3 separate regions of the Mus musculus genome follow, and regions 2 and 3 are each linked to region 1. A link is a loop called in an ENCODE intact Hi-C map of the cell type or tissue named here. Cell type or tissue: left cerebral cortex. All regions are shown on one strand. Each heading gives the region's core, and the rest is flanking DNA. Links, peaks and the distances in the headings are about the cores only. Region 1 has its middle 62 kb from the start of Gm17751. Region 2 has its middle 5.5 kb from the start of Gm17751. Region 3 overlaps Gm32622 (a long non-coding RNA gene).

What was found. Hi-C counts contacts between places; a loop is a spot of excess contacts. Peaks named below come from ENCODE experiments on the same cell type or tissue, not always from the same donor. Only the 100,000 strongest peaks of a DNase experiment are listed, where the experiment ranks them.
Region 2: it touches region 1 in a loop (7-fold over the local background); 3 of 42 quality-filtered maps call a loop at or near these places.
Region 3: it touches region 1 in a loop (4-fold over the local background); 2 of 42 quality-filtered maps call a loop at or near these places.

Annotation. Positions count from the first base shown.
Region 1 is chr1:76,421,981-76,432,339 of GRCm38, reverse strand. No RefSeq gene overlaps it. Among named protein-coding and RNA genes, the nearest start is that of Gm17751, 62 kb to the left of the region's middle. In left cerebral cortex, for the core only: no CTCF peak of the experiment used is centred there; a DNase peak (open chromatin) is centred at 4,682; H3K27ac peaks cover 1,203 bases.
Region 2 is chr1:76,478,416-76,488,774 of GRCm38, reverse strand. No RefSeq gene overlaps it. Among named protein-coding and RNA genes, the nearest start is that of Gm17751, 5.5 kb to the left of the region's middle. In left cerebral cortex, for the core only: a CTCF peak has its summit at 4,211; DNase peaks (open chromatin) are centred at 4,370 and 4,919; H3K27ac peaks cover 1,291 bases.
Region 3 is chr1:76,066,514-76,076,872 of GRCm38, reverse strand. The region is part of intron 5 of Gm32622 (a long non-coding RNA gene); the gene reads right to left. Among named protein-coding and RNA genes, the nearest start is that of Gm32737, 23 kb to the left of the region's middle. In left cerebral cortex, for the core only: a CTCF peak has its summit at 6,086; DNase peaks (open chromatin) are centred at 5,941, 7,632 and 8,227; H3K27ac peaks cover 2,327 bases.

The DNA.
Region 1 (10,359 bases), core at 1,964-6,963:
GGTAATTCCAGGGCCAGGAAGCAGGAGTGAGTGAGGAAGCAGGGTTGTTGAGCAGGGGGAGAGGGAAAAGGATAGGGGGTTTTAGAGGGGAAACCAGGAAAGGGAATAACATTTGGAATATAAATAAAAAAATATCTAATAAAAAAAATTTTAAAAAGAAATGCCCAGAGACCAACCTGATCTAGAGAATTTTTCATAAGACACTCCCCATTGATTCTAGATTGTGTCAACTTGACAATTAAATCTATCCAGTGAAGAGCCCAAGTCTGGCTCATTATCTCCTATCTCTGGAAGTACACCTTATTTCTTTCCACCCAGCTCCCATGCCCCTGTGGTCCTGCACTAATAATCACCATTCAGAGAATTCTACCTATTTGAAATTCCATGAAATGAACTCTTAATAAATAGTTTCACAAAGAAGGGATATTTAGAATCTATCCCTGCCTAGGGATGTTATTTTACCTAAAATACATTATAACTGTTCACAGTCATTTACCATCCTGTGGAACACAAAAGTCTCGCTCATCAACATACTTCCAGCACAGAATTTCCATGGGCCCAAGGCACAGTCAATGGTTCTTCACTCTACTGACTAAGAAGGGAGAATACAATCCTCCATTTTGTAACTTTGCCTGGGTTATTGTCCCAAGAGGTGGGTGTCACTTTGGAACAATAACTTGTCAACAAAGACATTCAGAGAGGACAGATCACCTTCAGAAAGCATCAGCAAGCATGAGGATGCAAAGAATAACTTTGATGTCAACAGATGCATGCTGAACTCCACCATCCAGCCCTGAGATACCGACCTGGTCACTTGGCTTCTTGGTACAGCAGTTTCCACATCAACAATGTGAGACAGGAACTCCTCACAGTGTTCCTATGGGAACCATGTGATAAAGCAAAGGACAGTGTACCACAAGAGACCAAACACACAATTATCCTCATGTAAAGACTGTGGTCCTATATGAGCTCATGTTTGTAAACTAGGGGAGGCCTAGCCATTAAGACTAAGGCTATGAAGATAAACGTCCTGCAAACAGACTTCCCTGGTCAACAGACAGTCATCTTGGTCACTTCTGAGAGCTCAGAGAAGAACTTCCCAGTGTCCTTTGAAAGCCTGTTTACCAAGAAGGACAATGCTTATGAATTTGAGGGTAGGGCAGCAACCAATGAATGTCATCTTTCCTTTATGTCATTGATAATAACCTATTAGAGGTACAGTTCTCTTTAATAAAGAATATACTTCACAGCTCCTCACATTCCCATTTCTGCACATCATACCAAATAAAAAGTCATGGCATTTGTGTCCTCCCCCCCCCCCCGATTGACTGAGTCCTAAACCCCAGATACATATATCTTCCCCAGGCTCATTGCAATTGTAGCCTTTGCTATTTTTCAACAAAAGACCATAACATCTATGCAGGGACCAGGAGTAAGGTCTAGGGTTCTTTACCCAGATTCAATTTTCCACTTCTATTCATATCAAAAGCCTTACACAGGTACCATCCGTAGCCTGGGCTGCATTGCTTTATCCTAGCCACCCCCAGACTAAGTCCTAATTAGGAAAAGGCAAAGTGGAGATCCTGTAACCTCACACACTCTTAAGAACCACAAATAAGGAGCTCATATTTTTGTCAGTATAAGTGGTAGATAATTTTCATTTAAGTATAAATATCAGATTTTTGTCCCAGACTAAAGCAAACCCTGATAATTATACAGTTGCAAATTATTGCGTTACAAAAAAGGTCTAAATTATCTCCTTCCAACATTTAATGAATTCATCCACTTAATGAATTCCCAAAATGCACTGCTTCCCTCCATTTCACGTTCCTTGAAATAGCAGATTTGTATGGCCGCTGGAAAGAAGAGTGATTCCCATGTCATCCTTCCAGAATACGATTTATTTGCCAAAAAGAAAAACAAGGGGTTGGGGGAAGAGAGAGAGACTAAATTGTCTTTGATCAGTGGGAATTAGTTACAAATGCTCAATAAAAATAAAAGCTGGATTGAACTCTTAATATGTTTAGGACTTGGATGATGCAATCACCCGAATTTAGAATTTACAAGGTTGCTTTGTTCGGCTCCTTCAGCTCAGTTCCCATGTAATGTTTGCTCTGGGGGCAAAAACATGAGGCATCTGGATGGAATCTATTCTGGCTTCAGGAAGACAGAAATGCCTACCCTATAGGAAAACTGTCCATCTTTAAATTAAATTCAATTCTAAGCAGCTTGCACCCTAACCAAAGCCTGCTTCTCCATATCTTTCTAAACTGTATGATTTAAATCATCTGTGTGGTGATTCTTCCCCCCCCCCCTATTTTTCCTGATCTTTTTGGAATAAATGTGGTGCTTGTTAACATGAGGAATTGATAGTCTGTTGCCATTTTCCATGGTCTTGACATTTGAGGACATTTGTAATCAATAAAGGCAGACACAAGGAAACAAATTTGATAACTGTTCTTAAGGAATAAAGATGGTCAAATATTAAAACAGGATTCAAAAGGAGTGTCCCAGCCAACATATATACATACATACATACATACATACATACATATATATATGTATGTATGTATGTGTATATATATATATATATATATATATATATATATATATATATATATATATATATATATACACACACATATATCTGTGGGTCAAAAATCCTGGTTGCCTATCTACATGCCAGCCAACCTTTGTATTTCTAATTTCCTCTCACTAATTTTTACTCATGTGACACATAGGACTAGGCCAAAATGCCATCAGAGACATGGATTTCCTAAGGCCCATTAATTTCATTCAGCACTTGGACATCACAACCAGCCAGTCCTGGGTAAAATCTGACACAGAGTCTGATCTATGGGCCACCATCTTTGTTTCTTCTAGTAATTGTGTTACTTTTCTTTCTGGTGGGAGTGTTTGTTTCTTCCTCTGCCCTTCATTTCCTTCTGATGAACTATGATTGCACACAACATTGCCTAAGACATATCTTCCGTGTAAACAGCTTCCTTCTGCCTCTTCCCACACTAACACCTCTCTGTCCAGCTTCTGACCTCCCAGAGACATCACCCACCTACAGAAGGCTTTACCTGTAGAACTGGTTTGTGTCAACTCTGGAACATGGTGGCAGCATCCCTACTTGGCATGTAAGGACAGATTCAATTGGAATATGTATGGCGCTCCCTTCAGATATGGCTTGATATTGTTTTTCTAATAGAGGCCTGTAATGATAACAATAATACTGTCTTGACCCCAAGAAAAAGTTCCAGAGTCAAAATAAAGAGGATTAAAGGAAGGAAGGTTCTTGCCACGACTCAGCAGAAAATCTTGGGCTCTTTTCAAGTCATTCATCCCAGGGGGTTTTCTCAGTCTCAACTTTTCACAGAATGAAGCTATTAGCACTTGAGCATGTGATATTAGTGCTTAATTAGAGAAGATAGGAAAATATTTTTCAGAGTATTCAGTGCTCTACAGTTATCAGAAATGTTGAGGTACCTGCCTGAAAAACTACCTGGGAGAAGGAAGAAGGTGAGAGCTATCACAATCACCCAGCAGGTCTGCCTGCTAGGGCTCTGCAGAACTTCATGTGTACATGCTGCTGGTATGTCAGCAGATCATCCTACCTAGTGGGAGTAACCAAACTCGGGAATAGTAAAGAGAAAAGCTAAGTCCATCGCTCCACTGCTATTTCTCTGGGTGTAATGATCCTGCACTGATTCTGTCTCTCTCTCCCTCTCTCTCTCCCCCTCCCTCTCCCCCTCTCCTCCCCCTCCCCTTCCCCTCCCCCTCCCCCCTCTCTCTCATATACACATACAGAGACACACAGACTGCTGTTTCTCGGCTTATCATGATTCTGTACTGATTCTGTGTGTGTCTCTTTGTCTCTGTCTCTCTGACTGTCTCTCTGACTGTCTCTCTCTCTGTCTCTCTGTCTCTCTGTCTCTCTCTCTCTCTCTCACACACACACACACACACACACCACACACACACACACACTTCTGTTTCTCCAGTTGTCATTATCCTGCAGTGATTCTAAGCCTGATTTTACTAGGGAATCAGACTTCCTTGTGCAGCTGAAGGTGACGAGGCCCAGAACTGTCTTTCCCTCTGTAGAACCCCTGTTTGTCTTTGGGCCAGCCAAATGCATACATTAATTACAGTAACATCAAAACTGAATTATTATAGACCTAAAAGACCCCCAGTCACTTCATAGTATAAGTCACCAGAAAGAGTATCTCAAGAATCCAGAAAAATCTTACTTCCATATTTTGAAACAATCCTGGTGAAGACCCTGTGATTCATTTCACTGTTTCTCCTGATATCCAAAAACACAAATACTTCCCACACTGGAACACTAGAGCTCACACAGAAAAGCACGGAACAGAAACCACCTAGAGTAAGTTGACTCTCTTTATCCCCTGTTTACTTAGGATAGTGTTAAATATCAAGACTGAAGAAGGAAGAAAGTCCTTTGACCGTATTCCTCTCTGGAGTCCTTAGGCCATATGCTAGCAGTGAGTTGAAAATAGCCTGAAAATATTTGATCTGCACTAGGAAGACTGTGCCCTGTTTTCTCACTTGTAAAACTTGAAGTAAGGAGGTGGGAAGAAGTCGGGGCTCTGTGAGAGCAGCCTGTCGGGTACAGAGCTCTTCTTTCCATCCCAGTTTGTGTGGGTGAAACATATTCGGGAACGTGTTTCTCCGCACATCCCGCCCACTCTCCATCCTTGCAGGCCTGGTTAGGGAACAGACTCTTTCAGTGGCCTCTGAAGTGAGGAAAACATGGGCTTGACTTATTCTCGTGAATAGGTAACAAATGAAGAAAAATGTAGAAAATGTTTGAACAGAGCTGGGGCATCTTCAAACACAAAATAAGATCCAGTGAATTACCATTCAGCCAGCTTGCAAACAATTACAAAAAACACACAAGCCAAAAGCATTTCTGCACATTTTGCATTTCTTTAGGAGAAAGAGACAAACAAGCTGTCATCAGAGAAGCATTCAACATCTAGAACATGCCTAAGGCTCCAGGACAATTGGGCCCAATCTCCTTAGCCACCTGAGTTCCTCATTACTCAGGAAAGAGGCTATGTCCTTATTTTCTTCTAGACTCCATACTCGATATATGTAAGACATGTTTGCTATCTTTTTGTTTAACATTCAAAAATGCACACATATGAGCACAGGTAAGCATCGGTTCTCAAGTGCTGCACTTGGTGTTTTGCTTCTTCTTCTACATAGTATAGGGCTGTGGCTATAGTGGGCTATAATGGGTATAGTGGCTATAGTGGGAGACAGGTCATGGGAAAGGCTCTGTTCTTATGGTAGCTCTACCGGGCTGCTGGGTAATTGAGTCAATACAAATATTCATGAGCAAGAAATCTGATTTCTGATCATCTCAAATATACATATTGTGGCTCCAGTCCTGGGGCACTGATGCTTTTTTCTGGCTTCCAAGAATACCAGGTACCAACATGGTGCACAGACATACATGATGGCAAAACCTACATACATATATTATTTTAATTTAAATCCCATATTAATTATAAGCCCCTTGGAGTCACAGATACATGATGGACGTATAAGAACCGGACATGGAAAGCCAGCAAGAAATAAGGCAGACTATGTTGCATCTCTTGGGAATAGGTACCACTGACACAATAATCCACTTTTTATCCTTACAGATGGTAATCTGAATTCCTCTTGGCCCCACTGCCTCCTTTTATGCACTCTCCAGCTTCAAAATCCCAGAAGAAAATAGGTTTGGACAAGGCAGGATGTATGTCTACCCAGGTGCACTGAGTAGACACAGGGATGAGCTGGCACCCAGGGCTGGGAGTGGAGCTGGGAGGTGGGCACTCTGAGCCTTTTCTTCCCAAAACAAATGCCCAGGGGAAGATGAACACTTTTTACATGAGGACATCTGGGGGTTTGCGGCAAGGCTGCTACTCAAGCTCTGAGTTCCATAGGACTACAGAATCACCATCAATATCCTCCTGGGATTTCTTTCTCTGTACTACGTTCCTAGGTTCATAAACTACCCCTCTGGTCAAACTGAGTCTTGTGACTGACCCAGGCAGGATTGTTTTTGTGTTCTTCTAGTTCAACATCATTTAACAGCCAGCTTTTATTTATTTTTTTAAGGAAAAAATTTACAGTCTAATAATTACACGTTTTGATTTTTTTTTAAAGACATGAATTTGGGAGGGTTGGGGAAGAGGAGGTAAATCTGGAAAGAGACAGGGTGGATATGATCAAAACATTGTATGAAATTCTTAAGGAACTAATAAAATAGTATATTAAAATCATAGTCTCCTTTATTTGTGATCCAATAAAAGGCTTTTAGTGAGACTAGCATATCATCTTAATGGTATTTGGAGCTATGTTTCATTCCAATTCAGATATTCCTCTATTCATGACTAGATAATATCAGTCACACTCACTTGAGGATAGGGATAACTATTCTGTATATACTTATAAATGACACCACATCTTTCAAATATGTAAACGTTGCTTTTAGTAGCCATCATAACTTGGGTTCCCTAGGAAAGACTCAACAATAAGACTGATGGGTGAAGAAAGTGTGACCAATCAGGGCTCAGATAATGAAAAATGTCATAATCTGTGAATGATTGGCAGAAGAGACTTCAGCCAATCCTCCAATGAGCTCTGGATCAGAAAGAGTGTTCCACCCAGGGCAAGATCCAAGACTCTGTCCTGGCACATGAACCATTTGATAGGCATAGGCTGCCATAATGTAGTGGCTGGAAGCTTAAACAGAGCAAGTCCTCTCAAGCTGAAGATTTTTCTGCAGAGAGACTCAGAAGGCAGTGTAGTGGAGCATAAGAAGAGTTGGAAGGAGGAGAGGGAAAGTGATGTAACCACATTTTAATTAAAAGATTTTTTTCTTTATAAGTCATGAGAAAATGGAGTAGGACATATGTTTAGATGGTTGGTGTTTTTGACAGATGCTTGGCTTATCTTGTCCACACTAGCCTGAATCTGGATTCTACTTGGGCAGTAGGTGCCTTCTGAGCTCATTCATGTGTCCTGTCCAGTCTTCCTTATTCTTTCATTCTCCTATAGATCTCAAGAAAGTCACAAGCAGAGGGCTCAGTATAGGTTTTTCCCACCTTGAGAAATTTACAAACATTAGGACTAGTTTGGGGCATATCTTTTTTTATTTTTGATGTGTTCCTAAATAAGCACAAAATGTCCTTAGTGTTCCTTACAATTATCTTGTTCCTTCTTGAAAGTGTTTCTGGGGAAATGCAATCTTCACTTCTAATACTTGATTGTATTCTGTTCTTAATACACCATACCCCCACTGGACATAAAATAATAGAAAAACTCACACCCACAGCTGAATAAATGGCACAGACAATAAGACAATAAGACAATAAGACAATAAGAGTACTTGCTGCGCTGGACCTGAGTTCAGTTGCCAGCATCTGCTTCAGGCTGTTCAAACCATCTATGAATTCAGTTTCAGGGAATCCAATGTCTGAAGGCACCCGCACTTACACGCACACGATCAAATGTACACACACATATACATGTACTTAAAAATAATAAAACAAAATTTAAAATCCTAGCATACAGTGATTGTCTTGGGATCTCAACATCTGTTAGACCTTGACATCAGTTAGGTTTTTTAACTCATTCACTTTGCTTCTAGTAAGCAAAGTGTTAAATCTGCCTCCAAAAAAAAAAAAAAAAAAAAATCTCAATTATTCTGAAGATGTAGAATCATAAAATTCATTGTACTAAGGAAAAATTCCCATAAATGCTTGCAGTGGATTGTTAGACCTTAAAAGGAAGGTCAGGTTTTGTAATTTATGTGGTAACAATAAGCTGATATGATTTTGTTTTAATATGCTAAAAGATAATCTATTCTAATGCTACAAAATTATGTCATTATTTTTTGGTGCTTCAAATAGCATATATGCAATTTCAGCTTTCATGGAAGATGTGAAAAAGTACAAAACATTTCTTATATATATCTGACACTATTAGGTCTAGATATTACCAGGCAAAAAGTTTCTGTTAATGTTGGAAGCAAAAAAATGTTCTTAAATGTCTTATCAAAACATTTTTCTTTGTAAAGTATCTTGACGGCATGTTTGATGCTGAGACCAATGTAAGATAAAATTGCATTGAGCATAACAACATGCGCTCAGTTGTTTCTTCCCAAATATCCAATAAACAAAGACAGCATAGCAAGTACTGAGCAGACCAAGCACAAAAAATAATACCCATTATCCATTTCTCATTCATTGAAGTTCACCTTTTGATTGTCAATAATACTGCCTTGTGAACATTCTAGAAGAGTCCAGCAAGGTGTTAGGGTCTCATATATGACCCCCCAATATCTTGGAGTAAATAGGGGTTTGACTTTGAGTTTAACTAAGCTTCTTTGGCTATAAAGAGACTTGTGCTCAACTCTCTCCAAAATCTCTGATCTATGTAGAATATCGGGGGTTGGCAAACCACAACCTCTATATGAACAAAATGTCTGTCTGCTGCCTATTTTTGTAAATTAAGTTTTATTGAAATAAAGCCCCACTCATTCATGTACATGATTCAGTATCAAAATTGAATATCTACACACAGTCAATATGTTACACAATAATGAACAATTATTATATGACCCTCAGCAGAAAATGGTTTATCTTTTTATCTGATTCTTTTGTTTGTTTGTTTGTTTTTGTTTTATTGAGACAGGGTTTCTCTGTATAGCGCTGGCTGTCCTGGAACTCACTCTGTAGACCCAGGCTGGCCTTGAACTCAGAAACCCGCCTGCTTCTGCTTCCCAAGTGCTGGGATTAAAGGCATGTGCCACCACTGCCAGGCTTTTTCTCTGATTCTTACAAAATGCCATTACACAGTGGGTTTTCGACTATAGGACGATTTTGCTCACCCCATGTCTTCCAAATATCTAGAGACATTTTTGTTTTTCTTAACTCAGGGGTGTATAAGGGACACATGGGTGGGTAGAGCCAGGATGCTGAAAAATATCCAATGATGCACAAGACAATCTTTACAACAAGATTCATCCAAATTAGAACACTTGAAGTGCTGAGGCTGAAGAGATCATGGCAACACTCTGACTGCTGGAAAACTGATGGGTCAGCAGCAAAATCAGCACAAACACAGACAACCAGATCCTTAGACATCAGTGGTGCACACTGGGAACTAAGCAAAATTTCACCAAGAATTGCTTCCAACCTCAGACATCAGTAAAGCAAGCTCATATAAGGTAAGAGTTGACCAGTGTCTGGTAAAGCGGGAAAAGGCTCAAACCATTCCATTACTGTGAGCAAAATAATCGCTCTCTCCCATTCTGCCGAAAAGTAAACACAGAGGTTCCCTAGAGTGCAACAGAACAGATCATGACAGGTGAGAACATGTAACAAGAATAGTAGGACTCAGGGGACCAATGCATACCAAGAACCTTTGTCTTAGCAAATAGAAAAGTTAGAGATAGAAATACACACACACACACACACACACACACACACACACACACACACACACACCATATATATTAAAATAAACCCAATTACTTCATATACTTCCTCCAGCTGTCATCTTACTTTACCTGACCCATACCAAAAGATTTAAATCAATAATATCTTTTCTGTCTTTCAGAAAAACAAAACTTCAAAAAGATAGCATTGCCAGTGCAACAGATGGTGGACCTACAAAAATACCAAGTCATACATTTCGTCTAGAGGTAAAGAGATGACCCAAAAGGTTTCTTGCCCAGGAAAATCAGAAATAGCTTTTTTACTTCTTGATAGGTGGAGAACAGAAAGTCAATGCTCTCCGGATTTGGGGCAGACAGCAACTAACCCTGAGTTCCCTTAAAAGCCAAGCTCACGTCAATTGTTAGAGTAAAATAATGACAGTTTCACGCACCGACACCAGAAAAGAAATACCTTCCCCTGCCCATGTCTTGTCTTAGAACAGACCTTTTCTCCAGTGCAGCAAGGTAAAAGACAAAGGAGGAAGAAGACAGGGTGGTTTAGCCCATAGTCATCTAGAATACACAGGATGCATTTCTAAGAGGTGTTATCTAGAGACTGGAGAGATGGCCCAGTGGTTAAGAGTACTTGCTGCTCTTGTGGAGGACCCAGGTTCAATCCTTAGCACCCACATAGTGGCTCATAACTCTCTACTGGAACCAGATATGCATATAGTACACAAACAAATATACACAGAGACAAATTCCTCATAACACATAACTTAAAAAATTTAATAATAAAAATTAAATCAAAAACCTTTCTAAAAGGAAAAACGGCATTATATTGAGAACAACAGTGGCAGCAAAGAAACTCCAGGGAAACGTGGAGGGTTTTG
Region 2 (10,359 bases), core at 2,210-7,209, 56 kb before region 1:
ACTCTATCATTCTTTTAAAATGGTATGTGGATAGAAGTGATAATATACTACTGTCTTAGAAGAATGTGCTGAGATTTTTCAAAGGAGCCCTTTGTGGTGAGGAAGAAGTCCAGGAACTGATGAACACTAAGATTCCTTCTAGTGTAGAAGACAATTCTATACTGACTTGTAGTTCCCCACCCACAATGGGCTGGGCCCTCCCCGACTAATCACTAATTAAGAATATCCTACAGGCTTGTCTGATCTTCTGGAGACATTTTCTCTTTTTTATTTCTTTATTTTTATTACTTAAAACAATTTTTATATTTAAATATATTTTGACCATAGTCTTCCCCTCCCTCGAGTCCTTCCAGATCATTTCCCCTTCCAGCCCCACCCAACTTCTTTCTCAATGAACAAACAAAAAAATCCAATACAATAACAAAATACCCCCAACCAAAGAACCATATCCCCAAAACTCAAAGAAACAAACAAACAACAGCCAAACAGTTGATGGAAGCTTGGAGACACTTATGGAAGAGTTGGGGGAAGGATTGAGGACCCGGAAGAGGATAGGAACTCTACAGGAAGTCCAACAGAGTCAACTAACCTGGACCCTTGGAACTCTCAGAGACTGAGAGTAACCAAAGAGCATACATGGCTGGACCTAGCCTCCCCAGATACATATAGCAAATATTCAGCTTCATGTGGTCTTCATGTGGACTCCAAAAACTGGAGCAGGGGCTACCCCAAAAGTTGTTGCTACCAGGCTGTGGGATATGTTCTTCTAGCTGGGCTGCCTTGCCTGGCCTCAGGGGGAAAGGATGCCCCTAAACCCACAGAGACGTGAGGTACCAGGGAGGGCCTCTACCCTCTCACAGGAGAAAGGGAATGAGTAGAGGCAGGGATTGTGTGTGTGTGTGTGGGTGGGTGCTCAGAGGGACGCAGTGATGGGGATGTAAAATGAATTTAAAAAAAAAAAACATGAAAAGTGAAAATGGTCTTTTATATCATAAGTAAACTCTGCCTGAGACTGCAATGAGAATTCTCACTCCCAAGTGTAACTGTAATTTTGTTACTGTTCTGAGTCATAATGTAAATTTCTCATATCCAGAAGAGCTGAACTGCAACCAAAGGCGTTCACAACCCACAGGTGAAGAAGAATCACTGCTCTAAGAACTGTGAAGGACAGATGATGAGTCTGCGTGAGGCACAGGGGCTTTATGTTCCATGACGATAGTGACATAGCTTATTATGGGATAGATACAGCACTGTACTGAGGCCTCCCAGCCAGAGCAATACCCTGAGTCAGGGACTCAGTCAATGAGAGTTAAGGGCAGGTGAGTGCCTGCTGTGCAAAGCATCACCTGAGTAGCGTGGAGAGTCTCCTCTTGCTCTAATACTCTAATAATACCCGAAACCTGTCAGATCACCTCCACAGCAACCCTTGCTTTGATTCAACAAACATACTACGTTCTGAAAGCTCAGATTAAAATATGAGTGGGCTATCTGGAAGAAATAAATTCACTAATTTATTAGTAAAAATAAAAATTAAGTCCTTTCAAAGTAAACCGGTTGAAGTGATTTGATTAGCCAGCTGAAATTCCATAGAAAGCTTCAAGTGGCAATTTCTCCTTCATAGAGAACATTCAGGAAGGATGATAATTCCTTATTACTGCTGCCAGGGGGAGGGCCAAGCCTGTGCTCCACTGAGAGCGTATGGGCCTCTGGGCATCCCATGGGCACTAGGAACCCCAGGCTGACTTGCAGAGGTGCCAGGGATAAGCAGGTAATGGAAGATAGAGGTGCTGCAAAAGAGAAGAGCCAGGGATTTCTGGAAGGAAACAGAGGGAGAGACGAACAGTTCCTCCTTTAATTGATGTGCTCAAGCTTCTAAGCTGCTCTTGAGATTTATCAACATATATCACAGTATGCTATAAGCTACAACAAAGCAAAAGCAAACCAAAACAACCCAAAACCAAAACAGAGGCCTGAAAGAGTTAAGTGAGGACCCAAATCTACTGAGTTAGCCTGTGGACTGGCATCTTCTCTGTCACTGCAGCATCTCAGCATGGACCTCAATGACTTTAACCTCTCAGGGACAGTGACACAAAGAAAGTGGCTTGCTAACAGACACTTGGAAATGCAAGACTGAGTTCAGCCTTTTTCTGGACAATGTGGTCTATGTAAATGAACTGCAGAGCCACATAGATGGCAGAGATAGAAGTTGTAAGCCTAGATATAGTCACTGAGGAGAAGTGTAAGTGGACTTGTTGAGCCATTTATGGAATGCCTAGTTTGTAACAGCATAGGAGTAGCAGGGTCACACCACATACCACACACACACACACACACACACACACACCAATAAGCAAAATATACCAAAAAGAAAATTTAAATAAGTCATACTACACAGAAACATCTTACATCCAAAAGAAAATGATCTCAGACCTCTCTTTTCATTATAAAAAATTAGCTATGTTGTAACTGTTCCAGTATCATTGGCATTCCTACCAGGCATCTAGCCATTTTGAGAGCTAGCTGGGCATAGATTGTCCCCAAATCCATCATTTTTATTTTATGAATGTATTGTAGAGCCCAGTTTTATAGTTTTCACTTCCAAACTCTGCCAAAATAAAAAAAAAAGACTCAAATACCCTTCTAAACATCAAATGATGTCTATTTTAACTTATTTAATCTTCTCTTAGTGATACCTGGTGACAGAGATCTGTAATTTCAGGACTTGGGAGGTTGAGGCACAAAGGATTATAGGTCCACAAATTCAAGGTCAGCCTGGGCAACATAGTGAGGCCTTTTTTCAAAATAAAACAACCCTTTCCCCATTCCAGTGTCTGGTTAAGATGACAAGTATACAAATACCCTGGTGTTCTAGAAGAGAGGAAACTAGCAGAGAGATGCAACTGAGGCACGATCTTGAGGTAAAAATACTCAAAGTAAGTTCACAAAACTATCAGCCTTTGCCATGCAGTAAGCAAGGCATCATTCTCTTCTAGATGGAGGTGTTACAGTGCTAGGCTTTAAACTGTGTCAGCATAGTTATGACAATCTTCAACAGAGCTGACCTCAAAGGAGAGATGGCTCAGAGCAGGCTGTGTCAACTGTCCACCATCCATTCCCTCCATCAGTGCAGAGAATGCTGTCTGTATCAGTAGCAGAAACAATGCCAAGGGTGAACTATTTAAGAAACGTGTTCAGACACAGGAAAGGAAAGCACCAGAGCTGGGATTTGAACCAGTGTGCTTGCTTGTTTGCCTTTTCTTTTTCTTTTTTCTTTTTCTTTTCCTTTTTCTTTTTCTCTCGTTTTTGCTTTCTCTCTCTCTCTCTCTCTCTCTCTCTCTCTTTCTTCCTTTCTTTCTTTCTTTCTTTCTTTCTTTCTTTCTTTCTTTCTTTCTTTCTTTCTTTCTTTCTTTCTTTCTTTCTTTCTTCATTTGTTTCTCTTGTTGTGACCTTATTACAGAAGGTCCTCTGTGTAACAACCCTGGTAGTCCTGGAACTAGCATTGTAGACCAGGCTGGCCTCAAACTCACAGAGATCCACCTGCCTCTGCCTCCCAGGTTCTGGAATTAAAGGTGTGCACCACCATATCTAGCTCAGCTTTCATTTTTGTTTTGTTTTGCTTTGCTTTTGATTATGTTTTTGTTTTTTATTGTTTGTTGCTTGCTTGCTTGTTTGCTTGTTTTGGTGGAGTTGTTTTTTGTTTGTTTGTTTGTTTGTTTGTTTGGTTGGTTGGTTGGTTGGTTCCCTTGATTATTTGGGGAAGGCAGGGTGGTTGATGCTCTCACATACCAGCTGCCTTGATAGAAATAAGTCTAATAGTGTTCTATTCTTTTTCAGGAAATACGAAGATAAAAATATAAAATTTAGCTTTTGACAAACTACAAGAAAAAAAAAAAAACAAAACACAACAAAACCCCACAGCCCTAGAGAGTCAACCTTTACTTTTGCCTTGGATGGTAACTGGATGCTTCCCAGGAGATTTCAAGTAGCCAAGCACAAAAGCACCTTTTCTCACAGCTATAACCAACAGAAATCTGAAAAGCAAAAGTCAGAGATGGATCTGAAAACCCCAAAGGAGAACTTCATTTCACTGACCGCTCCAGGGCCACAGGCTCCATCAGCCTTCTATACCTTCGACTCCTGGGGAAAGACAGGCCTGAAGTTCACTCTGTCTTAAATGCCTATGCCCACCAGAGCTTCCTGCAGGGAGCACTAGATGGTATGAATTGCTAGCCAAACCCATCCTGTCGCTTGACTTAAACATTTACATCACATATCTCAAGAAGACTCATTTTAGTAGCTGCCTTTTTTGAAACACCTACACCTGAAATTAAAATACCAAAAGGAAAGCATCCTCCAGTCTTTCCCAGTGAGCAGATGGGCCTGAGTGGATCCAACCATGGAGCATGAAGCACCAGATTGTGCATCTCTTCACAGAGCCTCAAATTAGAAATTTCAGAGCATCGTGGATTGCAAGATGAAATCTGTTTTCCCCCCGAGAAGAAGATTCTGTGCTGACCTGATGCCAGCCTAGAAGCCTCTGTCTCTCCAACAAGGCATTCTGCAAGTAAAACGCACTGCACCATCTACTTAATTAGCTATTGCTCTCAACCATTCAGAGCTTCAGATGACTAGTATTTATAATTTTATGGTTGAGTTTACTTGTCCAAAACATGTCCTGAACAATTCACTGGTGTCTAATTTCATAGCAGCTCCGTAAGGCTGGAGACCAGAGGAGCAACTGAAACGCTTCAGCCCACCTTCTCTCAGGACCAGATGTGGCTGGGCATGGTATGAATGACAGACCAAGGCACCTGATGCCTCTGAGCATTTGCCTGGGGTCTCTGCGTTGACCTCAAGAGAATTCCATCCTCTAAGGAGGAGATGGGAGCTGAGGGCGCTTGGCCAGGTGTCTGCAGGGAGACAAAGGAAGAAAACACACCTCACCACTGGAGAATGAGGGACTTGCTGAAAGCAATGGATAGACAACTAGTTTTGAGGCGGTGCCTAAGTGCTTACATGACTCAGACACCCCTCTTGAAACATCCTAAGTTTAGAGACAATTGGAAATCCGGACGACTTGCCAATACATAAGATATAGCATATTTATTTGCTGGCGTGGTATTCAGCAGTCAAAAGCAGTGCATTAAGTTTACACAAACTGGCATGGATCAATCTCAAAAAACAAACCACCGAATAGAAACACAACTTGCAGACAACATATGCAGCATGGTGGCATTTGACTAAAAAAAGAAGAAGAAATAGCATGTATACACACACACACACACACACACACACACACACAAAACATATATTTCTCTAGGCATGTACATATCCATAGGTGAATCATGAAAACATGCTTTTTGGGTAAATCAGTTTTAATTTTTCCAAGAATATTAATACTACCCCATGGGCAACGTATGTCAATACCTTGAGGAAGTAATTTTTCTCAGTCTCTTGAATTATCTTAACTGGCTAACTGTCAGCTTTTGGACACAGAAATCTACACGTAGGGGAGAATGTATAACCTATATTTACACACTATCAGTATTTTTTATTAAGTTAGAGAGCATAGAATTACTTTAAAATCTAAAAGGACATCTTCCCAACTCACCAGCGAATAGTCTGAAGGATCCTTTGAGCAGATTGTAAAAGAGTCTGGACATGTGAATAAAAAAGATTAAGCCAATTTTCAATGATTTTGAGAATAAATAGATTAAAATAATAATAGTCTACACTATGTCCTGAATCCTGATCATAAGACAGGCACTCATAGGCATTTTACATGCCTTAGTGCATTCAACTTTCATGTAACTTCAGGTAGTCGGCATCCTCACTACCAAATACTCTCTTTAAAATGTGAGAAACGGCTGCCCAAAGGGAAATTGTGGGAAGTGGAGGAACCAGCATTGAGAATCTCAGCCAGATTTGTGTCCAACCAGTGTGGCCCCAGTGGCTCCTACAACTCTGCTTTGATGACAAAGAGGCCATGCCTACTCTTCTTGGAAACTGAGCACACTAGCCTCTAGGGCATAGTGTCTAGAATATGAACATGACGTGGATTCTGTTCCTGGTTGGAGACCTGTGATGGTTTATACAAAACATCTCCAGACCTGACCCTTTGTTCCAGGAGGATAGAGACAGAATGAAGCCCTGTGAACAGGGCTAAGAGAAGCCTGACTCCTGCCACTCAGAGCTAGCAGCTAAAATGGTTGGTTAGGTTCCTTGACTCAGCGAGTACTGTCAAGAAAAGAAAATGTTACCAGTAAGTGGTTTTCTTTTTCAACGAACTTCAAGATTGTCTTTAAAGAGGCTGACCCAGCATACACATTTGTTTTTATCTCAATATAGGTATATGGAAACTTACATAGAAGCATAGATTTATTGGACCATTCAAATGCACTTTCTATATAATTCAAAGATGTACATAAAATAGGATTTCTTTTTTATGCCTTTGTTTTTTTTTGTTTTTGTTTGTTTGTTTGTTTGTTTGTTTGTTTTGTTTTGTTTTGGCTAGGTTTTATACAGAAGGTCAATTCTCTCTTGAAAATGACAAGTGTGCTTCTATTTTCTGTCTCTCCACAAACTGTGAAAAGCTGACAAAAATTCCCAGAGTGAAATCACCAAAGGAAAATGAGAGTGGAGTTAATGCATTTAATCCTTTTATTAATGTGAATATGATGGAGATGCTGGAGGTCTACAAATATACAGAAAAGAACGCTAACAATGTTTAAAATGTAGGACCTGAGGAGAAGACCTGAGTTATCATCCCCAGCAGGTATATAAAAGCATAATGTTGGTAAAGCCTCAGTGTTGTGGGGCAGCAGTAAGCAGATACCGGCAGATAATAGGCTAGCCTGCTTAGATGGATCAAGGAGCTCTGGGTTCAATGAGAGACCCTGTCTCAAAAGATAGAAAACAACAGAGGAAGACATCCAGTGTCAACCTTTAACCCCCCTCTCCCCACACACATTTCACATTTTTCAAAGTTAAAAATTAACTGAGGTGTTGGAAACATGACTCAGTGGTTAAGAGTACATGCTACTCTTGCAGGGACCCAAGTTCTGTTTCCATGTTAGGTGGGTCACAACTGTCTATAACTCCATCTCTGGAGAATTGATGCCTTATTCTGATGCCTAAACACAAGTGGCATGAAACACACATATACACACACATGAACACACACAGAGAGAGTCACAGAGAGAGGGAGAGAGAGAAATAAAAACAATGCTAAAGTAATTTTGAAACTTCAGGAACAAAATCAGAGGGGGGTTAAATAAGAAAATATGGCCTAGTCAAGGATAGTTAAGTCGGCAGTGAAAATCATGCAATGCATAAGAACTTTGACGTAGCAAAGGTCATGGACTTCACCCATGCACATAAGAACTGGGATGTAGCAGTGCAGCAGGAAGCACCAAACAGGAGGCAGACTGAGTGCTTGAGCTGAGGGAGACAGGAGACAGGAATTTGCAGTTTCCATTTGCCATGGTCAGAAATCAATATCTAAACAACTATCCACTTTTAGAACTAAACAGACCTTCTCTTCCCACACTCTTCAGAAACCAAGGCCACAGTTGCCCTCCACAATCCAAAACTGCTACCAGAAGTGTAGCATTTGTTCACTGGCCTCTTCCTCATAGGGTACCAATCTCCAGACTCTGTTGCACATTTCTTTCTTTCTTTCTTTCTTTCTTTCTTTCTTTCTTTCTTTCTTTCTTTCTTTCTTTCTTTCTTTCTTTCTTTCTTTCTCTCTCTCTCTCTTTCTTCTTTCTTTCTTTCTTTCTTTCTTTTTTTTTTTTAGATATTTTCTTTATTTACATTTCAAATGCTATCCTGAAAGTTTCCTGTACCCTCCCCTCACCCTGCTCCCCTACCCACCCACTCTCACTTCCTGGCCCTGGCGTTCTCCTGTACTGGGGCATATAAAGTTTGCAAGACCAAGGGGCCTCTCTTCCCAATGATGGCCTACTAGGCCATCTTCTGATACATATGCAGGTAGAGACATGAGCTCCGGGGGTACTGGTTAGTTCATATTGTTGTTCCACCTATAGGGTTGCAGACCCCTTCAGCTCCTTAGGTACTTTCTCTAGCTCCTCCATTGGGGGCCCTGTGATCCATCCAATAGCTGACTGTGAGCATCCACTTCTGTTTTTGCCAGGCACTGGCATAGCCTCACACGAGACAGCTATATCAGGGTCCTTTCAGCGAAATCTTGCTGGCATATGCAATAGAGTCTGGGTTTGGTGGCTAATTATGGGATGGATCCCCGGGTGGGGCAGTCTCTGCATAGTCCATCCTTCATCTTAGCTCCAAACTTTGTCTCTGTAAGTCCTTCCATGGGTGTTTTGTTCCCTATTCTAAGGAGAAATGAAGTATCCACAGGTTGGTCTTCCTTCTTCTTGATTTTCTTGTGTTTTGCAAATTGTACCTTGAGTATTTTAAGTTTCTGGGCTAATATCCACTTATCAGTAAGTGCATATCAAGTGACTTCTTTTGTGAGTGGGTTACCTCACTCAGGATGATATCCTCCAGATACATCCATTTGACCAAGAATTTCATAAATTCATTGTTTTTCATAGCTGAGTAGTACTCCATTGTGTAAATGTACCACATTTTCTGTATCCATTCCTCTGTTGAGGGACATCTGGGTTCTTTCCAACTTCTGGCTATTATGAACAAAGCTGCTATGAACGTAGTAGAACATGTGTTCCTAATACCAGTTGGAACTTCTTCTGGATATATGCCCAGGAGTGGTATTGCTGGATCTTCCAGTAGTACTATGTCCAGTTTTCTGAGAAAGCACCAGACTGACTTCCAGAGTGGTTGTACAAGCTTGCAATCTCACCAGCAATGGAGGAGTGTTCTTCTTTCTCCACATCCTCGCCAGCATCTGCTGTCTGCTGAATTTCTGGTCTTAGCCATTCTGACTAGTGTGAGGTGGAATCTCAGGGTTGTTTTGATTTGCATTTCCCTGATGATTAAGGCTGTTGAACATTTTTTCAGGTGCTTCTCAGCCCTTCGGTATTCCTCAGCTGAGAACTCTTGTTTAGCTTTGTACCCCATTTTAATGGGGTTATTTGAATTTCTGGAGTCCAGCTTCTTGAGCTCTTTGTATATATTGGATATTAGTTCCCTATCAGATTTAGGATTGGTAAAAATCCTTTCCCAGTCTGTTGGTGGCCTTTTTGTCTTATTGACAGTATCTTTTGCCTTACAGAAGCTTTGCAATTTTATGAGGTCCCATTTGTCAATTCTTGATCTTACAGCACAAGCCATTGCTGTTCTGTTAGGAATTTTTCCCCTGTGCCCATATCTTCAAGGTTTTTCCCAACTTTCTCCTCTATAAATTTCAGTGTCTCTGGTTTTTTGTGGAGTTCTTTGATCCACTTAGACTTAAACTATGTACAAGAAGATAAGAATGGATCAATTCAAATTCTTCTACATGATAACCACCAATTGTACCAGCACCATTTGTTGAAAATGCTGCCCCCCCCCCACACACACACTGGATGGTTTTTGCTCCCTTGTTAAAGATCAAGTGACCATAGGTGTATGGATTAATTTCTGGCACTCCTGCCTCAGCAAGTCCTGGATACCCTAACACACTTGAAAAGCAAGATTCAGATTTAAAGTCATATCTCTCTCATGATGCTGATAGAGGACTTTAAGAAGGGCATTAATAAATCACTTAAAGAAATACAGGAGAATACTGTTAAACAGATAGAAGTTCTTAAAGAGGAAACACAAAAATCCCTTAAAGAATTACAAGAAAACACAACCAAACAGGGGATGGAATTGAACAAAACCATCCAAGGCCTAAAAAGGGAAGTAGAAACAATAAAGAAAACCCAAAGTGAGACAACTCTGGAGATAGAAACCTTAGGAAAGAAATCAAGAACCATAGATGTGAGCATCAGCAATAGAATATAAAAGATGGAAGAGAGAATCTCAGATGCAGAAGATTCCATAGAGAACATGGGCACAACAATCAAAGAAAATGCAAAATACACATTTCTATTTGATGATTGTCCCTCACCCCAATTCCTTACATCGAGCACAACTTTTATCTGAACTCTACACTCTCCTCTGTCCTCAACCTACTTAGCCACACATCCAACAGGAACACAACAGCAATGTAGCATCCAAATAGGTTCACACAGAGAGCAGAAAAGGATGCTCTGACAATCGGTAAGACAAAATAATATCAAGATATTAAGACATGAGATCATGAAAAAAAGCATGACCATAAATGTCCTAGGCTGGTCAAGTGACGGTCACCTTACACATGAGGCATTTCAAAGTTCATTAGCCTCTACAACCTAAACAGTGGTTCTTCCCTCATGTGCTTGTTTTCCCTAAACT
Region 3 (10,359 bases), core at 3,557-8,556, 360 kb after region 1:
TGCCCAGTGGGCTATAGTTTCCTTATATCAAATTCTCAAATTCAATTTCATATTTAGTCTAGAGCTGAAGAGAGAAAACAAGGGGGAAATCAAGTTGTTACAGATATGCAAATAGAGTATTCCTCTTTTCCTCCTGTTCTCCTCTGGCTACCCTAGGATGTATCAGAAACAGACTTAACATAGGATTAAAGCTCCAAATATGCACAATTTTGTGATTCTCTGAGCATCAAGCTCTGTGTATAACTTTTAAAAAAAAGCCACACCAAACACCAAATGACATTCAGTTTGATCATGAATATTGATAGTATTATATTTATTTTAAATATAATGTATTCATCGGTACTCAACCCAAAGTAAAATTAAACTCATCAGGATCAGAATAACTGTTTGGTTTTGCAAAAGTCAAGGACCCTTGTTGGGTGGCTTAATGACTTCTTGTTTGTGTTCTGTTTGCATAAATTATCCATCAAGTGCAGCCATCAGTCCGGATGCAGCCTGGTACTTGCGGAGGAATGAGAGCCACATCAGAACCTCATTAAAGGGAGAAGCGCTTGGAATGGAGTTCATCCCCTGCCTGGCAAGAGCCTGCCTGCATCTCTCTCCTTCCCTTCGCACCAATTCCATTTGGAGTTGGAACTGGACTCAGGGACCCAGATTTTCGAGAGGCAATGGATGCAATCAAACAATAGAGGTTGCAAGAATCAGCCACTGCTCCTGTAGCCAAATGCAATAAAGAAAGAGGAAAAACACAGCTTAATGGGTTTTGAGGCAATCAACTGAGTCGCTGAGAATGCAGGTGCCGGGGATGCTCTCTCTGTTCATCTAGATGTTTATGTACCTCCATCACCGCTCCCCCCACCCCCACCAAGTCTTTTTTTTTTTCAATATCTACATACATTCTTTCTACCTCATAGTGTTTCTCCCCAATAAACTGGGTATGGATCAGACCCAAGTCATGCTGTGTGTAATACTAATTAAGTAAGACAGCAAAAATAATGGCCTCCTTGTTTCCCACAGCACGATCATTGTGTTCCAGTCCGGACACATCCTGCAGCTATTCCTGTGTAATTGTGTTACTTAACTCAGGAAAACCTCTGAGAATGTTGTTGTCTAGAAAAAGATAATGTAAAGTGAAGTTGTGGAGCATGAAAGAAGCTGTATAATGGCAGGGGGAGAGTAACTTCCCAGCAGAGTGATAAGATGTTAAGTCTGTGAACAGTGCAGAGCTGAGCATATGCTGTATTGGAATTAAAAAAAAAATGCAGGTGAATTCAAGGGAAAGGAGAAAACACACTACTTCTTGCTGCAATCTTAAGCAAAATTGCCTGTGTACCTAGAGACAGTTTGGGTTGGTTCACAGACCTTCCGTTTTGAAGTAAGAAATTGAAGAGCATTATCAGATGATGATCATCACTAGAAACTCGCCTTGGCTAAAGCTGCCCTCAAGGCTGAGACACTATTACCAGTAGCTTATGCTTGTCACAAATGGTATGGGTAAGACAGCATATTCCTGCAAGATCCACACAGCTGGGGCCTAGAGTCACACTTATAACTGGCTCAGCTGGCCCAGGCTGGACTTTAATGCTCTAAACTGATACCCTAGCCAGATAAGATATGATATGCTCAGTAATAAAGTACATCCTCAGGCCGAGTCATGCCTCATAATCCGACCTTACAGGTTCAAGTACATGACGGAACACCATGCACACAGGTGACAGGAAGCAGCTGTGTTCCATTTACACAGAGGACAGGAAAAGAGGGAAGGGAGCTGAAATTAAAATAGGCGTCTGTGGCAAGTATTAAGACAGAAATAAGAACAATGGTGTTATTGGGGAGGGGGGCACATGATTAGAGACTGAAGGCAAAGGGACCTTCTGGCACTGGGTGTGAGTATATGCATCAGTGGCATCTAGAGCAAGCAGTCTGTACATGCATTTCTCATAAAACAGAATCTTGAACAACATGAAAGAGGCATTTTGGTAGACCCCACGTGGTCAAAAATCAGCCATTTCATGTGATTCAACCTAATTCTCCTCCTGCCTTAAGTCAGAATCTTGATCATCACTTTGTCCTAGTTTCATTTGTGTTGCTGTGATAAAGTATCCTGACCAAAAGCAACTGCAGGGCAGAAAGGGGGGAGGGGAGTCATTTGGCTTGCAATTCCCTGTTATAGTTCAGCATAGCAGGGAAGTCATGGTGAAGCAGCTAACCAGATCATACACACGTAGTTAAAGAGCAGAGAGAAACACACACACCCATTCTTCTTGCTTGTTTCATCTAGCTTTCTCCTATCCTACACAGTATACAAACACACAGACACAAACACACACAGACACACACAGACACACAGACACACACACACACAGACACACACACACACACACACACCCCTGCCTGTCTGCCTGCCTGCCTGCCTGCCAGCCAGCCCAGGGATTGGTGCCACCCACAATAGGCTGAGTCTTCCTACATCAAACTCCACCCCCCAAGACATATCCATAGGCCAACCCTACCTAAGTATTCTCTTTTTCAGGCTCTCTTCACAGGCTGTGACAAGCTGGCATTTAGAACAACTCACACCTAGAGCATATCAGGCAATGGATAACTAACTGTGCCAGGAAAGTATAAATAAATTAATCTTCAAGTATCTAAAAGGAAAATAATTGACTGAATGACCAAGATCATCCTAGATTGTCTGGCACAGAGAGCAATCTGGTATAGCTTACTTCTTCACAGCTCTACTTTTTCATGCAGGAGGTCACCTTATAGACCCTTTTTCTACATTCTCGGGTATCATAGACATTAGTCATTTATAGGCACTGTCAGAAAATATCCTTTTGCTCCTTCAGGTCACTAGCAATGATGGCCAGTGAAAATTCTGTGGTTCACACCTGTCTCTAAATGTTTTTTGGATGACAATAGAAAATAAATAAATAAATAAATAAATAAATAAATAAATAAAAGATAAACCAAGGATTGTTTGCTTCAGAGTCTATTTCCTGGTTTATAAATATTCAAGAGAAACAAGCTCATCTGCAGGGAACATGCCTGTGCTTCTTCTGCGCTTTCGGCTTCTGAGCATACAGCACTCCCTCAGCATCATAACGTACACCGACTGTATCCTTTCACTTGTACAACCCTTGTGGCAATCCTTATTCATTTCCCTTTATATTCTCACACCCCACGTCCAACCTATCAGCAAATCTTGAAGCTTGTATTCCAAATCAGCCACAACCCACCATGCCTCATCTGTGCACATACAGACACCACACCCAAGCTACCAATCTCTCCTGATTACCTCAAGAGCCACTGACTGGTCTCCCTGGTTTTACTTGGCTCCCTATACCTTATATTCTGGGAGGCATAAAATTATCACCCTCCAAAGCTTCCGTTAACTCCCATTCACTCAAAGAAAAAGCCAAAGTCCCAACAATAGTTCTAAAGACCTGCCCCATGGCCTCCCATGAACCCTGGCTACCTTCCTGACTAAACCTGCACCCCAAGCCCACCCAAACTTCCACTCCAGTCTGACCTCCTTGTCAGCTTACCAACAACAGTATCTACCCTTCACCAGCTCTTTGTTTCTCGTCCCTCTGCTGTATTATATTCCCTTGACCTTTGTGTGATTTTAAAAACAGCTCTTCTTGCAAATATAAACTCTACTTGAGGACTCTTCTTTCAGCAAATAGAGTGCACAGAAATGACTGCTGTCATATAAAGTAGGTTGGCTTTCTCCTTGTTCTTAGAAGCCAGCATGTGAAGAACAACTGAGGACTCCTACAAGAGTAGCCTCCAGCCCCAGGAAGCCATCTTAGCACAGACCTTCTCAATAGTTTTACTCGCTCTCATGACAAGAGTCTAAACTGCACACATCCAGCTTAGCTACTCTTTGACTTATGACCCTCAGACTCTGTAAACAAATATGTTGTTATTATTTTAGCCTTTCTGTTTGCAGAAGATTTGTTGTACAACAACTGAGATCTAACATAGCCCTGCTGCCATCTGGATGTGTCCTAAATCTTGCTTATCTATCCTGTCTATTGATGTCTCCTCCAAGGCCTGAGTTCTGTGAGGGCAAGGATGTTTATTCATTTTGTTCATTACTGTGCTCCCCAGTCTCAATACAGTTAAATGAATCACACTTCTGCTTTAATAATGAATTAAGTCAGTATCTAAGACACACGCACATACAATTAGATCAGCAAAAATGTACTATTTACACATATAAACACACACATACACTTTGATATCTATCAAAAATAAATATGGATTTGGATTGAAGTTGTGGGTAGAAATGATTGCCCTGGTCACACAGCAGTCACTTGCCATTGTGACCATGGTATTAAACTAGTGACCGACGGTAGGAATGACCTATTTTCCTACTGAATGCTAAAGATGGACTCTCATCAAGAAACAAGTCAACTGGTCGGTTACTTACAAGCTATTGGTCTTTCAGACAGACAAACAACAAAAAGGCTGGCACATCTTCCTACATCATCCTGATTGTCTTGGTTCAGGAAGTCTGGAAGGAGGCCTTAACCTCTGTCTATAAAAAGCTTCTAGATTATTCTACTGTACAACGAAGACTGAGGGTCCCCTGGCTGGATGTTGATCAACTATAGGTGATAGTTGGAGCCATTGTCAGGTTGTACTGGAGGCATTTCACAGAAACTCAGCATCTCTGAAGTCTCCTTCCTCTTGGTGTTTGCTGTTGCTGGGCACTGTGGTAAATCTTGAGAGAGTGCAGAGCTTGACAGAACTCAGGATCTGGGACATGAAATCGGACTCTTACCAAAGGAGACATCCAACCTAAAAGGACAATAGTCAACATTCACCCTCAGTCTTGCTTTTCCCACCATCCAAGCCTAGACTCACTCTACACTGAAACATCCATCGGGCTGAGGATAGATTTGCCATTCATCATCATCACCATCATCACCATCATCACCATCATCATCACCACCACCACCACCATCAAAAAGACACAGACAGGAGCTGAACAGCAACTGATTCCAGGGCAGAGCTGAAGCCACCTATGGAAAATGTGCACATGGGAAAGGTGGAAAACTCAAAGGGAACCTCAAGGGACACCAGAATTTAAGGACTTCCCCTGAAAAAGGAACCTGCTGTGGCATCTAAATTGTAGGGTCTTGGACACTAAAAGGAAAGCCAAACAGCAAAGTCCTTTAAACAAAGGCACGGCAGAAGAGACCATTCTTTACATTTAGAATTCGGCAAAGTAAGTTATCTAAACAAGGGGAACCTCCATCCGACTAGCTCATCCCGGACTAACAAAGAAGACAACGCAAAAAGTGCTGTGCACACAGCTAGGGCTCTGCTACCCCAGGGCTCCAATGTTCTGGCCATCCATTAACCATTCTGGCGTTTGGGAAATGGAAATCTCAATTGTTTTAAGAGTCTTTCCTTCCCCCTCTGCTGACCAATACCGCAGGAAAAAGAAAATCCCTTTAAAGTAAGTTCTTCTTTTTCAGATGTAATATTCAGTGAAAACCGTTGCATGTGAGATCATTTCTGTTCCTGTTCTCTGAGAACTGGGAAACGCTACACTATGTATAAGGGAGGTTGTAACTGGCTCCATTGGTGAAAGAAACAAACGGCAGGCATATGCTAATTCTCAGAGTAGTAGCTGACAGCATTATTCTTCATTTGGAAAGTATTTCAGTACTGAATGGAAGAGCTAGAACAAATATCCTCAGGCATTCTTGCGATTCCAGGGAGCTGTCAGAGGCAGAGATTAAACCCGGAGTTCATTTGGGTTACATGACGCCCTGGGCTCCTCGGCTGCTGACAACACGGAGTACCGGCCTCCCCTCTTGTTGCTCACCACTCATCCCTGCCTGCCTCATGGAAGGTGTCTAAAGGCTGCAGCCCCACAGTACCGACAGTACCACACGGCAGCTCTCCAACCTTCGGGCGTGGCGTGGGCCGAGACATAATTGATGCTGCAGCAGGTGGTGAGCTGACGGACGTGGGAGGTTGGAACTCCTTGTTCCCTCTGCCAATTAATTCCTAAGAAACATTCTAAAGAGAGACTTCCAGTCCTCTTTCTACTCCCTCTAGCTGGGAGGGGAGGCAGGATTCAGAAAAACAAGGAGAAAAGGAAGACAGAAACAGTCATTCATTCCTGCCATTCTTGGGGGGCAAGGCTTCTCAAGCCTTCTTCAGCACCCCAATATTTGGACAAGATCGTGATTTGCTATGGGGATGTTCTGTGCACTATAGATGTTTGGCAGCACTCTGCTTTCTACCTGTAAGATGCCAGCTGAACATCCTTCCAAGTTCCCATGATGGCTGCCATTATCTCCTGCTAAGAATTCCTACTCTGAAGCAGAGTATGGCACGTGCTTGTCACAAAACTCAGGAAGCTGAGGCAGATGGACCAGGGGTTAAAGCTACCCTTGGCTACAAAGGGAGACATTTTCTCAAAAGAGAGAATCACTCTGCTAAAGAGCACCACCCCCAACACACATGCATACACAAATGGCCCAGCAAACCAGACAGGCTGTAAGCAGTAGTACCTACAGTCCGTGCTATTATTCTAACCAGTGCTCTCCATGTAAACCGACGCTACTTACATATGCAACAAAACCATTAAATGAAAAATAACAAAATCTCTAGCAACAGCACCACCTTGCTCATTCTGAAATCACACACACAGACAGCAAAATCCTCCATCATGGTTGGGTAAGCCTCATGGTCACCTTAACATATGGTAAACCTGGAATCCCTGTGGTCCCTGTTTCTGGATGTCATCCCAGCCATTCTGCCTTGACCTTCCTCTTGTGGGTCCCAAAACTAGCTTGGATGAAGAAGGAAAAGACTGGCTATCAGGATTCATGGTGAGAGATTCCTCTATATCATTTACCAGTTGCAGAACTTTCAAAACATCCCTGGGCCTTCCAAAGATGCTCTGCTCACTTAAAGCCTCCATGAAGCCCAAGTACAAGTCATGTGGCTTCTATAGAACAGCAGGCAATGGCCAGGACTCACTTTCTTGTTGTGTCTCACGAGGGTCAGGATTATTAGCAGGCCAAGTGAATGGTCCAGGAATAAGGCTCCTGAGGTAAATTTGTGGAATTCACCTTTCCACTCAGTTCTTACTTCGCTGGAAGTTGCCTTTGGCTGACATGCAAACATATGACAAGAACTCCAAGCAATTTCTTCATGAAACACTGTCCAACAAACATCAACAAATAGCTAATGTGAACCGCCTGTGAGTACTCAGGTCACGTCAGTGAAGAAAGCAGATCAGATGACGGCCTGAGGAGGGCTTACTTTACCAATGACAGAGGAGTAGGTGTATGTAAACAGTGAACAAACAGGAAGACGAGACGGAGAAATAAATTACAGTGTCCTGGAAGCCAATAGATGGTGTGGGGGTGGAGCAAGCAAAGGACATCCAGTCACATATGTGTAACAGGGCAAGGGCAGTTATAGCTTGGCACTGGCATCGTGGATGAGAAGTGAAATTTAGACAGAGATGCTGAGTGGGTTGTTTCTGAGCTCCCTGGGGAAGGAATTTCCAGACATGGACCATCTAACCAAATGTTATAGTATTCAAACATCCACAAGAGGCAATCATGTTGACAGGAATAGAACAAGCCAGGGGAAGACTAGGAAATGGGGTCAGATGTCTTGCCGGGAAGAACTGAGGTGTCTGGCAAGCGTGGAAGGCACTACTCCATCTTAGCTGGAGTGCAAGTCCCTAGGGATACAAATCAACCCTTGAGTCCCCGACATAAGAAATGAGCAAGCCACCAGAGAGTGTGAGGTACCAGAGGAAAGGGGTCACGTGGCTCCAGGAAAACATGATTGAATTCTACGACCATGATCTTTTGAGGACTCGTTTATATGCAGTGGAGGAGGCAGTGGTCTCTGCCCTATGCTATTTAGAAATTATTTAGGCATCTCAGGTGCTATCAGGGTAACTCGTCCACCACCACCACTCTCCTCTCCAAATGGCGCAGTGCCCTGCCCCTGGGACACTTGGTGTTCACTAAGAAAGAAAGGCAGATATTCGCTTCCAATGGCTTCTTCTGTCCTCTGCATATCAGACTTTAGCTGTTTAGTCAGATTCAAAATAAAATCAAGGAGGTCCTAACTCGATAGCAAGAGACCTAGAACCAACCGGAGCAAGGCAAGGGTTTCAGGCCGCGGCCTCCATACTGATGCACGTATCTCAAGCTTGCCTCTTCCTTCCCCAGCTATTTGCAGAGATGTCAGTATGAGAACACACAGTTGGCTTAGTGCCTGAGGGAGAGGCAGGATAAAGCAGTGGGGGGCGTGCCTCTCCCTATAAAAATTAATGGAACAAAGCACCCCTGTGTGCTGCATGAGTTTTATCTCCCAGGGAGTTTACTTTCCACCCTTCTCTCACCAAGCCCTCCTTCTGGGCTCTCCTGTCCCCTGGGTGTCTTTGGCAGAGGTTAAAGAATCATCATTAAAGGCATAGGGCCCACAGAATAAGCCAGATGGGGTGAGTTGCATAGACTCAAAACATATATATATATATATATATATATGTATATATATATATATATATATACATTGAAATGCATGATAGCAATGTATGCATGTGCAAATATATATATGCACTATTCTGCTGCTGTTTTTTAACCAAGCAAGATCATCAGCAATATCTAGAGGAAAAGAATTATATGGAAAGATATGAGGGAGCCTACTAATGTTTTATAGAAGCTCTGATTCTCTCTCTCTCTCTCTCTCGCTCTCCCCCTCCCTCCCTCCCTCTCTCTCTCTCTCTCTCTCTCTCTCTCTCTGTGTATGTGTGTGTGTATGTGGTGTGTGTATGTGGTGTGTGTATGTGGTGTGTGTATATGGTGTGTGTGTGTGGTGTGTGTGATGTATGGTGTGTGTGTGTGTGTGTGTGTGTGTGTGTGTGTGTGTGTGTGTGTGTGTGGTATGTGTGTGTGTGGTGTGTGTGTGTGTGTGTGTGTGTGTGTGTGTGTGTGTGTTATGTGTGTGTTTTGAAAGATTCATAGCTAGCCCTGTGCTTCTGTGCTGAGTATCACATCTCATAACACTCTCATTCCATTCCCCAGAGGCAAGCCTTGTGCTGGATTATTCTACACAATCAAACTTGGTTGCTCTGGGAATGGCTCTTCCCAGAATTTCCTTCCCCTTATAGCTCTGATTTAGAGGATGCCAAAAGAAAAATGGCATGCATGAGATCTGTGAGGCAAAACTAAAGCAGCAGACAATATAGTCAAAAGTTTGTCATTGGTCTAAAGTGACAGGAGACAGAGCAGAGGTACCAGTCAGGTCTACCTTGTCATGATTCTTCTCTCACCTCCTAACTGCCAGGTAACCCTATAAATACACAGAGATGGAAGCCACCAACAGGCAGCAGCATGGAGCCTACCTATAACAGGTGATGTATATACAGGAAAAGATCTAATTCCCCACACAATTGGAAGGTTTCAGATACCAACAACCTGGAAACAAAGATCAGGGTAAAGAGCACAGGACAAAACAGGTGAGGAGATACCAGTGCAGGATCAGAGAGATTGATGAAAGGCACAAGACACCCAGCAGAAGATGCCACTGGGCTGTGGGAGGGGTCAACACAGGCCGACCCTGTTGGAGAGGGCTGTTAGAGAGTTGGTATTGGCAACTGAGTACCCATTCTGGTGGTGTCCCTGCCAGACCTCATGTAGGGCCCCAAGGAAAGGCTAAAATGGATATACAGACATGCCAACCAGACCTCTGCCCTGCATCAAAAAATGGGACACTCTAGCCACTTTCAAACTGTTGTTATATATTATCTGGAAATTATGATAGTCATATAAGTAGAAGACCGTATGTCTTGGTCATAGATCAGAACCAAATAGAATATCATATAGCTATTAGGCACTACAGTTATTAAGAATGGGAAGGAATTCAGTCTTGCTCATGGTTTGGGGGACCACAGTTGATAATAGCAAGGACAACACACAGCAAGGACCACTGTAGGTTATGGCTGCAGGAAAACAGGGGCAGGGCAGCTGATTCCATCAGGTCCCCAGCTAGGAAGCAGAGAGCTGGACTGATAAGAGGCAAGCCTACAACCTTCAAGGCACAACCCTACAATCTTTCATCTACCCATGATGCCCCAAATCCAAAAGGTTCAGAGCCTCCACAAACAGTGCCAACAGCTAGGGACCAAGTGCTCAAATACGTGAGCCTAGAGGGGACTTGGCACACTAGAGCCAAAGCAACAGTGATGAGGGAAAGTGACCACGTTAATCTAGGTTCCCCGCAAAGTGTCTGTCCAAAGTGTATGTGAAAAGAGGACATTGCTGATGAATCCAATAGGAACAGACACACCACATACATAGAGCAAGC